3 separate regions of the Homo sapiens genome follow, and regions 1 and 2 are each linked to region 3. Evidence: chromatin contacts called from ENCODE Hi-C or POLR2A ChIA-PET data. All regions are on one chromosome and are shown on one strand. Each heading gives the region's core, a stretch centred on a gene start or an enhancer-like site at or near the end of the contact. The rest is flanking DNA. Distances are from core to core; before and after follow the strand shown. Region 1 has its middle 22 kb from the start of MIR3125. Region 2 has its middle 51 kb from the start of MIR3125. Region 3 has its middle 190 kb from the start of MIR3125.

Region 1 (3,603 bases), core at 339-2,838, 170 kb before region 3:
AACTCTGAACAATTCTTTTTCAGGAATTATAAAGAGCATACAGTGATATCATAAGCAAAGTTCTTAGAATAAATTTTGTTATAGACATAGATATAGATGTTGCCTAATTACATCTTATAGTCTTTTAGGGGGCCTAAAAAGCATGTTCTTAGCATTAAATGGGTGGTACAACATGCCAGAGAGTATAAATTCTTAAGGAAGGGAGATAGTTTCATGGGGACTGGGGCTTTCTAGGAAGACTCTTTGCAAAGATACCTCTATCCTTGAGTATTGATTAATTTCCCAAAATTAAAATATGTACCAAAAGGGGTGATAAATGACCCTTTGCTTCTGGGTTTGCTGACAGCTGGGCCTGAGCCTTGAATTTTGAGGTGTTCATATTGTAGAGCACCCCAAAAGGCTAGCCCCAACTGGGCAGAATCAATGCAGGCGCATTGACAGTGGATTCCATCTGATGTTATCAGCTCAGGGAGTTAAACAGGACTTGGTCCACTTGGGCCATGTTCTCCCTGGATCCCAGGTCTAATGAAGTGGCTGCTTTCACCAAGATTCATGCTTTACACTGTCAGTATTATACCACCTGGAGAAAATTGTTTCTTCCTTTTAAAAAATAATTTCCAGAAGCTTATTTCTTTATACATACTAAGGAAAACATGGCTTCACATGTCTACAGACATGATAGGGGATGCAATTCATATGTTTATATCCTAACTTCCTAAGTGATGGTATAGGAGGTGAGGCCTTTGGGAGGTGATTAGGTCATAGGGGGGCAGGCAGAACCCTCATTAATGGGATTAATGCCATTATGAAAGAAACCCCATTGCAACCCGCGACCCCTTGAGCAATGTGAGATGACAGTGAGAAGACGGCTGTCTACGAGGAATGGGCCTTCACTGGACACGGAATCTGCTGATGCCTTGATCTTGGATTTTCCAGCCTCCAGAACCATGAGAAATCAATTTCTGTTGTTTTATATGCTACCTAGTCTATGGTATTTTGTGATAGAAGCCTGAATGGCCTAAGACAGGGGTTGAAAGCATAGGAATAGGGTAAAACGTTCTTGGTCTGAATTTTGGTTTCGCCTCTTTGAAGCTGAATAATGTTAGGCAAGTTATTGAACTTTTCTGTGTTTCAGTTTCTTCATTTGTAACTTGGGGATGATATGTGTGTGTCTAATGTAATGTTTTCCTAGTATAGTGTACACAAGAGATGCAATAATGACATTATTATTATTAATTGATGGCCATTTTAGTTTATCTTAATTTGCTTCCTGGGAACCTCTGGGACAGACATTTCCTTAGAGGAGAGAAAAAGGAGTAATTACAAACTGGCTGCCAGTGGACCCATAAGCTCCCTGGGAGTCCATTGTAAGGGAATCCTTGTGTTCCATGTACCTAATGGGCCTGATAGGCAGAAACAACAAAATGCAGAAGGTATGCTCAACCGGTGGAGCCAGGGCCAGGGCTGGAAGTGACCTCAGGTGTCCCCATGCATGGCAGTTAAATCGCTCAGGAGAGATCCTATGGAAACTAGGATGGGATGCCAGGAGGTGTTGCAATATTATTTTAGAGGATTCATCTGCTTAGTATTATGCTTCCCCTCATTTAACCCTCAGAGGTTTTGGATTCTGTCTGGTGTGAAAATTTTTTTCTGTTTAGAAAGAGTTCCGCTCATTACTTTAGCAGACGGCACATGGGGAGAACTTGTTTATCCTGCTAAGTGAGTCATCAATATCCTGCTCTATACTAAGCCATGGAATGGCAGACTTGGAAGGGACCTCAGGGCTCATCCAGCTCAGCTCCCTCATGTTACCACTGCAGAAATGTGTGCCCTGTGAAGAGAAGGACTTGCATAAAATGACACCATGATGGAGCTGACCCTAAAATACAGGTCTCCTGATTCCACCTCATGTGTATTCTAGTAAATGCAACAGACACCTACTGAATTTTGGAGGGATGAAGGGCAAAGGGAACAGTGCTAGACATCATACACATTGTTTTCCAAATTAACCTTTCAGCAGCTCTTGAAGCAATTCATATTTAAGAAGGGAAACACGCCACTTTGTTAAGAATATGTAAATTAAAAAATAGCACCATCATTCCCTCTACATACAAAGTATTTGTGTATTTACACCCAGCCACTGTGCTAGGTGCAAGAATATGGTAGAGAATAAAACAGGTACCAACTATGGTTTTGCCCTCATTGAGTTTATAATCCGGTGAGCTCTAGAATCTATACTACTATACTGGTGGTTTTAAAATTGGTTACATGAAGTACTAGAGTCCCACAGAGATGCCTCAAGGTCTACTTTGAGGCCATTGAAGTCAGAATTCTTTTTGGTTAATCCACTAAATGAGTTCCTGCTTCTTTCCTTGTATTACTCAGAAAATCTTCAGCTGTAAGTGCAAAAAGTTAAATTCTCTTGACAACAACAATAGAAACAATATAATATATTGGAAATCTTCTATCAAATAAGTCAGGATCCAATAACTTGAATGAGGACATCAGGATTTTCTCTTTCTCCCTTTCTCTCTGCCTTGCCATTCTGCTTATCTCTGCTTGGCTTCACTAGTCACAATCTACCTCCAAATAGCAGATAATATGACTGTTGGCAGCCCCAGATTTACAACCTTCCAGCAGAAAGAAACATTCCCTCTTCCTATATCTATATACCACTCTCAGGAAAGAATCTTGTAGGTTCTGCTTGAGTTGCTTGCTTGTCTCTGGACAAGTCACTGGAGGCAAGCGTATAGGGATACCCTTACTAGTAGCTAGTGCTCAGGTGTCAACACCTGTGGAGGGGGTACAGGGCACTATTATTGACAGTCCCACCAGGATAAAAAAGAATGGCAACAGAAAGACAGGATGAGAATGTACAGGCCGGTGGGAGGACCAAAGGTCGATTACACATTTTCTTTCTCTTTAAGTTGATATAGATCTCTATGACCTTATTCTACTTATTGTTTTTTTTTCCAAAATTAATTAATAGCAAAGATGATTCCTGGCAGCTCAAAATAACACACAGAAAAAATGAAATTCAAATCCCTGACCTCAGGTAAAAGGCAAAAAAGGAGTGATCATTGTATGATACTAGATATCCTAGCTGGGAAAAGACATGAACATTGAGGACACAATTTCAGCCCTGAGTTTCAACACTTTAGGCAAAAATAGAAGAGTGGGTACAAGATTCTCATTGTCTTTGTTACACACTTTGCTTATACAACACACTTTTTGCTAATACTGAAATCTTGTTTAGTTTGCCATAGCCACTTTTGTCTATGAGGCATTCATGTATTATTTTTTTTTTCTGAATCAGCAGATGGTCCTTCCCTGCCACCCTTGGTGGCCTTTTTATGTCTTTTGTGAGTCTTTTTTGAAAAATGCACCCATCCATCATCTTTTAAAAATGTTATTCAAATGAGAGAGCCATGCTATTAAGAGCTGAGAGTGTTGAGGAAAAAATGACTGTGCTGCAAATTAAATAATCAACTTAGATGTTATCAGACCCTGATGAAGATCAGCTACAACGATCTTCCCTTCGATGCGACTGTTTCCTTCCTGTCTCGTAACGAGATGGGACCATGACGACTCATAAATAAGGTC
Region 2 (3,342 bases), core at 449-2,948, 140 kb before region 3:
TTTTTCTTTCCTATTACATTGTTAGGCTGCAAAATTTCCAAACTTTTATGCTCTGTTTCCCTTTTAAACTGAATGCTTTTTAACAGCACTCAAGTCACCTCTTGAATGCTTTGCTGCTTAGAAATTTCTTCTGCCAGATGCCCTAAATCATCTCCCTCAAGTTCAAAGTTCCACAGATCTTTAGGGTGGGAGCAAAATGTCACCAGTCTGTTTGCTAAAACATAGCAAGAGTCACCATTTCTCCCCTTCCCAACAAGTTCCTCATCTCCATCTGAGCCCACCTCAGCCTGGATTTCATTGTCCATATCATTATCAGCATTTTGGTCAAAGCCATTCAACAAGTCTCTAGGAAGTTCTAAACTTCCCAACATTTTCCTGTCTTCCTCTGAGCCCTCCAAGTCTCTAGGAAGTTCCAAACGTTCCCACATTTTTCTGTCTTCTGAGCCCTCCAAACTGTCTCAACCTCTATCCGTTACCCAGTTCCAAAGTTGCTTCCACATTTTTGGGTATCTTTACAGCAGTGCCACCAGTAGCAATTTAGTGTGTTAGTCTGTCACATGCTGCTAATAAGGACATACCTGAGACTGGGTAATGTATAAAGAAAAAGAGGTTTAATCGAATCACAGTCCCATGTGGCTGGGAAGGCCTCACAATCGTGGTGGAAGGCAAAAGGTACATCTTACCTGGGGACAAGCAAGAGAGGATGAAAGCCAAGCAAAAGGGGAAACCCCTTATAAGACCAATAGATAACTTGAGACCTATTCACCACCACAAGAACAATATGAGGGAACTGACCCCATGATTCAATTATCTCCCACCAGGTCCTTCCCACAACATGTGGGAATTATGGGAGCTACAGTTCAAGATGATATTTGGGTGGGGACACAGCCAAACCATATCAAATATTGTAGTTATTTTAGGTCTTACTTGATCAAACACAAAAGTCTAACAACGTTAGTTCAATTTTTGTGTAATTCAGTCTCAAAAATTACTGTCTTTTGGTTTCTCAACTTGGGCTTCATTTTGAGAAAAATTATACTTTATTATCATTACTCCTCTTCTCTAATGGGATAGGATATGGGTTATATTGGGTTCTTTTTCTCTGGCCATGTTCTCTGTCATTTCATTTAATCTTCATAATGGCAATATGGGTAGAAATTCTTATTCCAGTTTTACAGATGAGGAAAATGGAATTCAAAAAGACTAAGAGACTTGCATGAGAGCATACTTCCAAGTAAGTGTGAAAGCTAGGCTTCCAATTCTGGTTAATTTATCTCAAAGCATATAAGGCTTACACTACTATACCCTATCTACCTCTCACATAATTTACCACATTATTTTGTAATGCTTACTCATTTGCACCTCCTACAAGTTTTTAGTATCCTACTATGCAGAGAATATAATGTATTTACCTTTGAGTTCCTTGTGTCTAACAGAATGCTTTATTAAGAGTGAACATTTAGTGAATAAATGAATGAATAAATTAATACTAGTAAGTATGACCAGTTTATTCTGCTGAATGACGTACATATTAAAACGATTAGAAACCTATTACCGTCTTAGATCCACTCACCCAAATAAGGCATGTAGGGCTGCATATATGGCTAGCTGGAACCATAGGCAATGATGGGGTGGTTGGAGTCTGTTATTCTCTGTCTTGAGGCAAGCCAGGTGATTCATCACATGGGGTGGGAGAGGATTGTTGGAAAAAGGATCTGAGAGGAAGTTAGGGTCAAAGAGAGGATGTGGAAGTTGAACCATGGTTCACACAAGAACCGGGAACAAATCCAAAGGAAAAGGAGTTCCAAAAGAAAAGAATTTATTTCTCTCTCCTTAGAATTCCATTCCATTGTATGAGCAATGTTTGGAGAAAGGACAGAAGAGAGAAAGGGAAACAGAAAGACAATATTTTCCTAAGTTGTTCTTTGTTAGGCGCTGTAATGGAGTGGAATGAGACCTGGATATGGCGTCAGAGAGACTGGGGCTCAAGAACTGTGCTCTGACATTTATTAGCTGTGGGCAAATAACTTAACATGTTTAAATCTTCATTTCTCATCTGTAAAATATGGTTGATACTATCCAACTTAAAAATCACAGTGCAAATTAAATGAGATAATCGTTGTGAAAATGTCTAGCATGGTGTCAGCCACGTATTAAATGTTCCGAGAGTGTTTACATAGATGACTAAGAAAAGCTTTAGTCTTCCTAAATATTTTCCAGGAAAGACTATCATGATGGGAACTGTTGGACAGGCAAGTCAGTAAATAGCAAGAAGGACTTGACCTTCTGTGTCTCCGGGATCCCACAGTTGCATAGACTTGGTGAGAGACTAATATGAAACAAATGTGTACTAGAAATATATTTTCTAAGCAAGCTCTCTTCCTGAGGAGCTGGGGAAGAGATTAAATCCTTTTCTGCCTGCATTCAACATGGATCTCCTGAATGGTGGTTGGCTGCCAAGCACTGTCTTGGACCTGGACAGACAAAGATGCAAAGACAGTGCTCCAGTTCTCTAAGGAATTGTGGTCTGTGGAGTCAGAAGGATATTTAGTGAGTGTTTTTCTATGTTGGGGAGGGCTGCTATATTGATTAAATTATGCATTCAGACACAAGTCACAGTTTTTGAGCTCCTTCATTGTTGTTATTTTTACACACACGTTTTCCAATTTAATTCTCACTAAAATGCCTCATGTTGTCATATCCATCTCTGCATTAGATGACAAGATGAAAACACAGAAACTAGGCATTGGTTTTAAGTTATTAAATTATAGGAGAAATGATCCAATTTAAAAATCAATGTTTTATATGTAAAGGGCAATCATGAAAAATATCCACACAAAATCTTGGAAAATATTAATATAATTATTCAGTTTATTTAGAGAAATGAGTAAGTTTTTCCTAACTGCTCTCACTGCAAACCCCAAAATGAAAAAAACAAAGTTAGAGGCAAATACTTTACATTGGATTGATACTAGGGGATGAATGTGAACCTCAACAATAACACTTCAATAAGTGGTATTTTACATTAAGCAGTTTTTCTTTTGAAAATATCTATTTTGACTTGACACCAAGTTTAAACTGATTCCATATTCAATACCTCTCTTTATACACCATAGATTCCTCACTTTTGACATCTTTAGTTTGATTCTTTTTTAAATTAACTTATTTTTTCTATTATTATACTTTAAGTTTTAGGGTACATGTGCACAACATGCAGGTTTGTTACATATGTATACATGTGCCATGTTGGTGTGCTGCACCAATTCACTCGTCATTTAGCATTAGGTATATCTCCTAATGCTATCCCTCCCCGCCTCCCCCCTCCCCACAACAGTCCCTGGT
Region 3 (3,494 bases), core at 799-3,298:
GTTCCTTGAACGGGTGTGTCAACTGTTTCCCAGTGGCAATAGGGCCGTTCTGCCTGTTACTGCAAAAAATGAGGTAGAGTTCCCATATCTTGGAGGATATATCTCTTCATGGGAAGAGAAAAATCCTAGCTCTGCATTCCAGCTCATGGGCTGTGTGCACCAGCTATTTTGGGGAAGGGGAAAGCCAGTCTCACAACACTTTCCCCAGAGAAAAGATGCCAATCTCAACATTAACCATTAGGAAACATCATTAAAGCAGATGAGAAATGGGCTGCGGACATTTTTATGAGCCCAAAATACTCTACTTGGAGGTTTTATGGAGACCACAGGAAGCCAGAGAGACAATGACATCCATACCCTTTTTTTAGAGTCTGCTGAGCTGAGGAACAATCTCTGTGCTCCATAGAGTGTGTTTTTGCAAGTGTAAATTACCATTGGGGGCCATGTCAAAGTAAGCCTTTTTCAGAGACTTGTGCACCTGTTGGAGATAGAATGCTCTAGGCCAAGTAGTTGTGGGCTTACTGTCCATATCCATCCAGAGTTGCAAAGAAAATACTTCCTTTTGATTCCAGGACAGTCTTGGAATTAGTCTTTAGAGAAGGCTATTCTGCTTAAATCTGCATGGTTGCAACATTGCACCAGTAATCTCTATATATTGGTTTTCTTATTTTTTCATATGACAAAATGAAGCTCAGAAAAGTTGAGAAACTTGCACACACACACAACTAGTAAGTAAAGGAATCAGAATTTGACTCTGCATGTTCTTCCTTATGGCACCACCTCCTTATCCAAGCCCAAAATGTAGATTTAAGGCAGGGACAGGAAAGAGGGTGTGCATACAGAAGTGGCCCCAAATGAGGTCTCTTGGGTCTTTATTTAGGGCAAGCTCAGCAGAGATATTTTTTTCTCTGTACATCAGGAATTGTGTTTTTAAGGCATTAAACCACACAGTGAAAATAGGAGAGAGGTGAGCAAAGTCCTGGCAGGTTGCTCTCTGCCTTCAGTAATGCAGTTGTGTGTTTTCCCGGGAGCCCTAGAAGAGGGATGGGGAAGATGGTCCAGAATAGTCCTGAATTGTAGAGCTTTCCTATTTATACTGACATCTCGTGGTAGTGCTGTGTGACTGCAATCTGCATTGTCTTGGGAGCCAAGCATTCAACTTTACCAATATTCATTTTACTCATTCGTGAATTAATTGAACCAGAAGTTGTTACTAAGCACTTGGTATTTGCCAGGCACTGTGCTAGACACTAGAGAATACTATGACATGCTCACAGAAAGATCCTGGGAAAGACCAAATTGGAAACTCTTAAAGGAGCTCAATGCTTATCAAAGCGTTAAGAACAACAACTAGTGAATGTAGGTGGCAGAGTTGGCCAGGTACTTAGTAATGGTGGTACTATGTCCTCTGCATTTATCATCCCATTGAATCTTCATAATGATCCTCACTGGTGAGTATTCTCATTCAGATTTCAGATGGAAGGAAACTAAAACTATAAGAGGTTATTTAAAACACCCTAGTTTAAAAACCTCCTAAGCAGTGAAGTTAGGATTTGAACTCTGATTTTTGAGATCTCACAGCCAGAACTATACTTCTCTGTGAACAAACAGCAAGAAGAGATTAATTCCAATGGTCAAGTGTCATTTGAAAAGGGCTTAAGTTTATTTGCACGAGATTTAGCCCATGACAATCATGGGTATCAGACTTCCCAGATGTCTACTAGTTAAATGAAACTAGGTCTGTTCAATTTAATTTAATTTAGCAACCAAAACCCTACTGCTAACATCTTTGTGCATATGTTTCAGTTGGTCTTCTTCTATAAACTCGTAAATACATGAATATATAAACAAAAAAGGGAATCATACTGTATATGCTGTTTGTAACTTTCTTATTTTGTCTAATTTATTAGCTTCCTATTGCTAAACACCAACTTATCACAAATTTAGCTGAAAACAACTCCCATTTATCTCATAGTTCTGCAGGTCAGATTTCCAGGCAGGCTCGATTGGATTCTCTGCTTAGGATCTCACAAGGACAAAGTCAAGATAATGTGCCCAGCTGGGCTCTTATCTGGAGGCCCTGGGGAAGAATCTGCTTCCAAGCTCATTCTGGTCTTGGGCAGACTTGAGTTTTTTGTCACTGCAAAACTGAGGACCTTTTTTATTCTTGCTGGGTGCTGGCCACGGACCAATTTTGCTCCTAGAGGCTCCTCTCAGGTCCTTGACAATGACCCTCTATCTCAGCAATGGACAGCCGCCTCCAGGTCAAATCTCTCCCCACTTCTAATCTCTCGAAACTTCTCTTCTACTATTATCTGGGAAAATTCCTATTTTCAAAGGGCTCTTACCATTAGGTTAGGTCTACCAAGATGACCTCCCCTATCTTAAGATCAACTGATAAGTAACCATAATGACATCTGCAAAATCCCTTTTGCTGTGTAATGTAGTATATCCTGGGAATGCCACTGGGGCAAAAGTCAAGGGGCATTTTAGAATTCTGGCTACCACGTTTAACAAACATGTTTTCAAAATGTATTTATTGACAGCGTACTTTGTGCTTGAGTCTAGGCTCTAGAGCTATGATAGTGAACAGAATACATAAAAACTGCATTCATGTAGCTGACATCTAGTGTCCTGGAAGGAGATTTTCTATATTGAGGAATATGCCTATATAACTTTTCATTTTTATAGATATGTAATTCCACTGTATAAATATACCATAATTTAAATAAGTACTTCCAGCTATTGAATAATTTAGATTCTTTTCAATTTTTGCATTTGTAAACAACATGGCAATAGAATTCTTTTGCACTATTTGCAGATAGATGCCTGGAAATGGAATTTATGGGTCAAAGTGTATTATTTTGACACATGATATTAAACTGTTTCCTGGAAAGTCTTGACAATCCAGCATTCCTGCCACCATTTTTTTTTGTCTTTGCAAATATTTTCAGTGAGATTGAATTTTTTACCTCTATATTATGTACATATATAAGTATATAGTATATTTATAATCCTTTTTATGCCTTTCCTAGTCACATTTTTTGATGATTTTTTTTCACTAGGATTTGTTTTACTTTTTTGTATCATTTTACTACAGTTATTTAAAGTATTAACTTTGCTGTTACGTATTACTACAGATTTTATGCCAGTTCATTGTCTTTCAATTACATTTATGGCATCTTTTGATATAACATTTTTGTAATCCAATTTATTCATATTTTCTTTTAATAGTTGGTAAATAACTGGATTCATAGTTGGTAAAGCTTTTTCATTCCTTTATATAAGAATGCAGATGTATATTTATATACACATGTATATTTTAAAATTTTATTTTAGTATAGGAATATTTAACTTGGTAATAAATTAGGGACTACACATTATTTTTCAGAAGTGTAACCAGATGTTCTGACATTACTTCATGAATAAACCAAACGTCTCAACATGCCCTCAATGTTTATAAATACTTTTTTCTCTTTCTTAACTTTCTATAT

The links. Hi-C counts contacts between places; a loop is a spot of excess contacts on that map. ChIA-PET counts read pairs that join two places held with the same protein, here RNA polymerase II (POLR2A). Pooled maps may share reads with other maps.
Region 1: a pooled map shows a loop between it and region 3 (3-fold over the local background). The contact joins two enhancer-like sites. A Hi-C loop is called at or near these places in 2 of 168 maps with a recorded cell type or tissue (A673 and dorsolateral prefrontal cortex) and 2 of 50 pooled maps. POLR2A ChIA-PET finds 5 or more read pairs at or near these places in 2 of 52 experiments (CD4-positive, alpha-beta memory T cell and activated T-cell).
Region 2: a map of endothelial cell of umbilical vein shows a loop between it and region 3 (5-fold over the local background). The contact joins two enhancer-like sites. A Hi-C loop is called at or near these places in 3 of 168 maps with a recorded cell type or tissue (A673, PC-3 and endothelial cell of umbilical vein) and 1 of 50 pooled maps.

What each region holds. Positions count from the first base shown.
Region 1 is chr2:12,757,828-12,761,430 of GRCh38, forward strand. No RefSeq gene overlaps it. Among named protein-coding and RNA genes, the nearest start is that of MIR3125, 22 kb to the left of the region's middle. Within about 2 kb of position 1,589, at least 3 of the 41 ENCODE cell types and tissues checked have a DNase peak (open chromatin) inside an H3K27ac peak, as active enhancers do.
Region 2 is chr2:12,786,298-12,789,639 of GRCh38, forward strand. No RefSeq gene overlaps it. Among named protein-coding and RNA genes, the nearest start is that of MIR3125, 51 kb to the left of the region's middle. Within about 2 kb of position 1,699, at least 5 of the 41 ENCODE cell types and tissues checked have a DNase peak (open chromatin) inside an H3K27ac peak, as active enhancers do.
Region 3 is chr2:12,930,308-12,933,801 of GRCh38, forward strand. No RefSeq gene overlaps it. Among named protein-coding and RNA genes, the nearest start is that of MIR3125, 190 kb to the left of the region's middle. Within about 2 kb of position 2,049, at least 2 of the 41 ENCODE cell types and tissues checked have a DNase peak (open chromatin) inside an H3K27ac peak, as active enhancers do.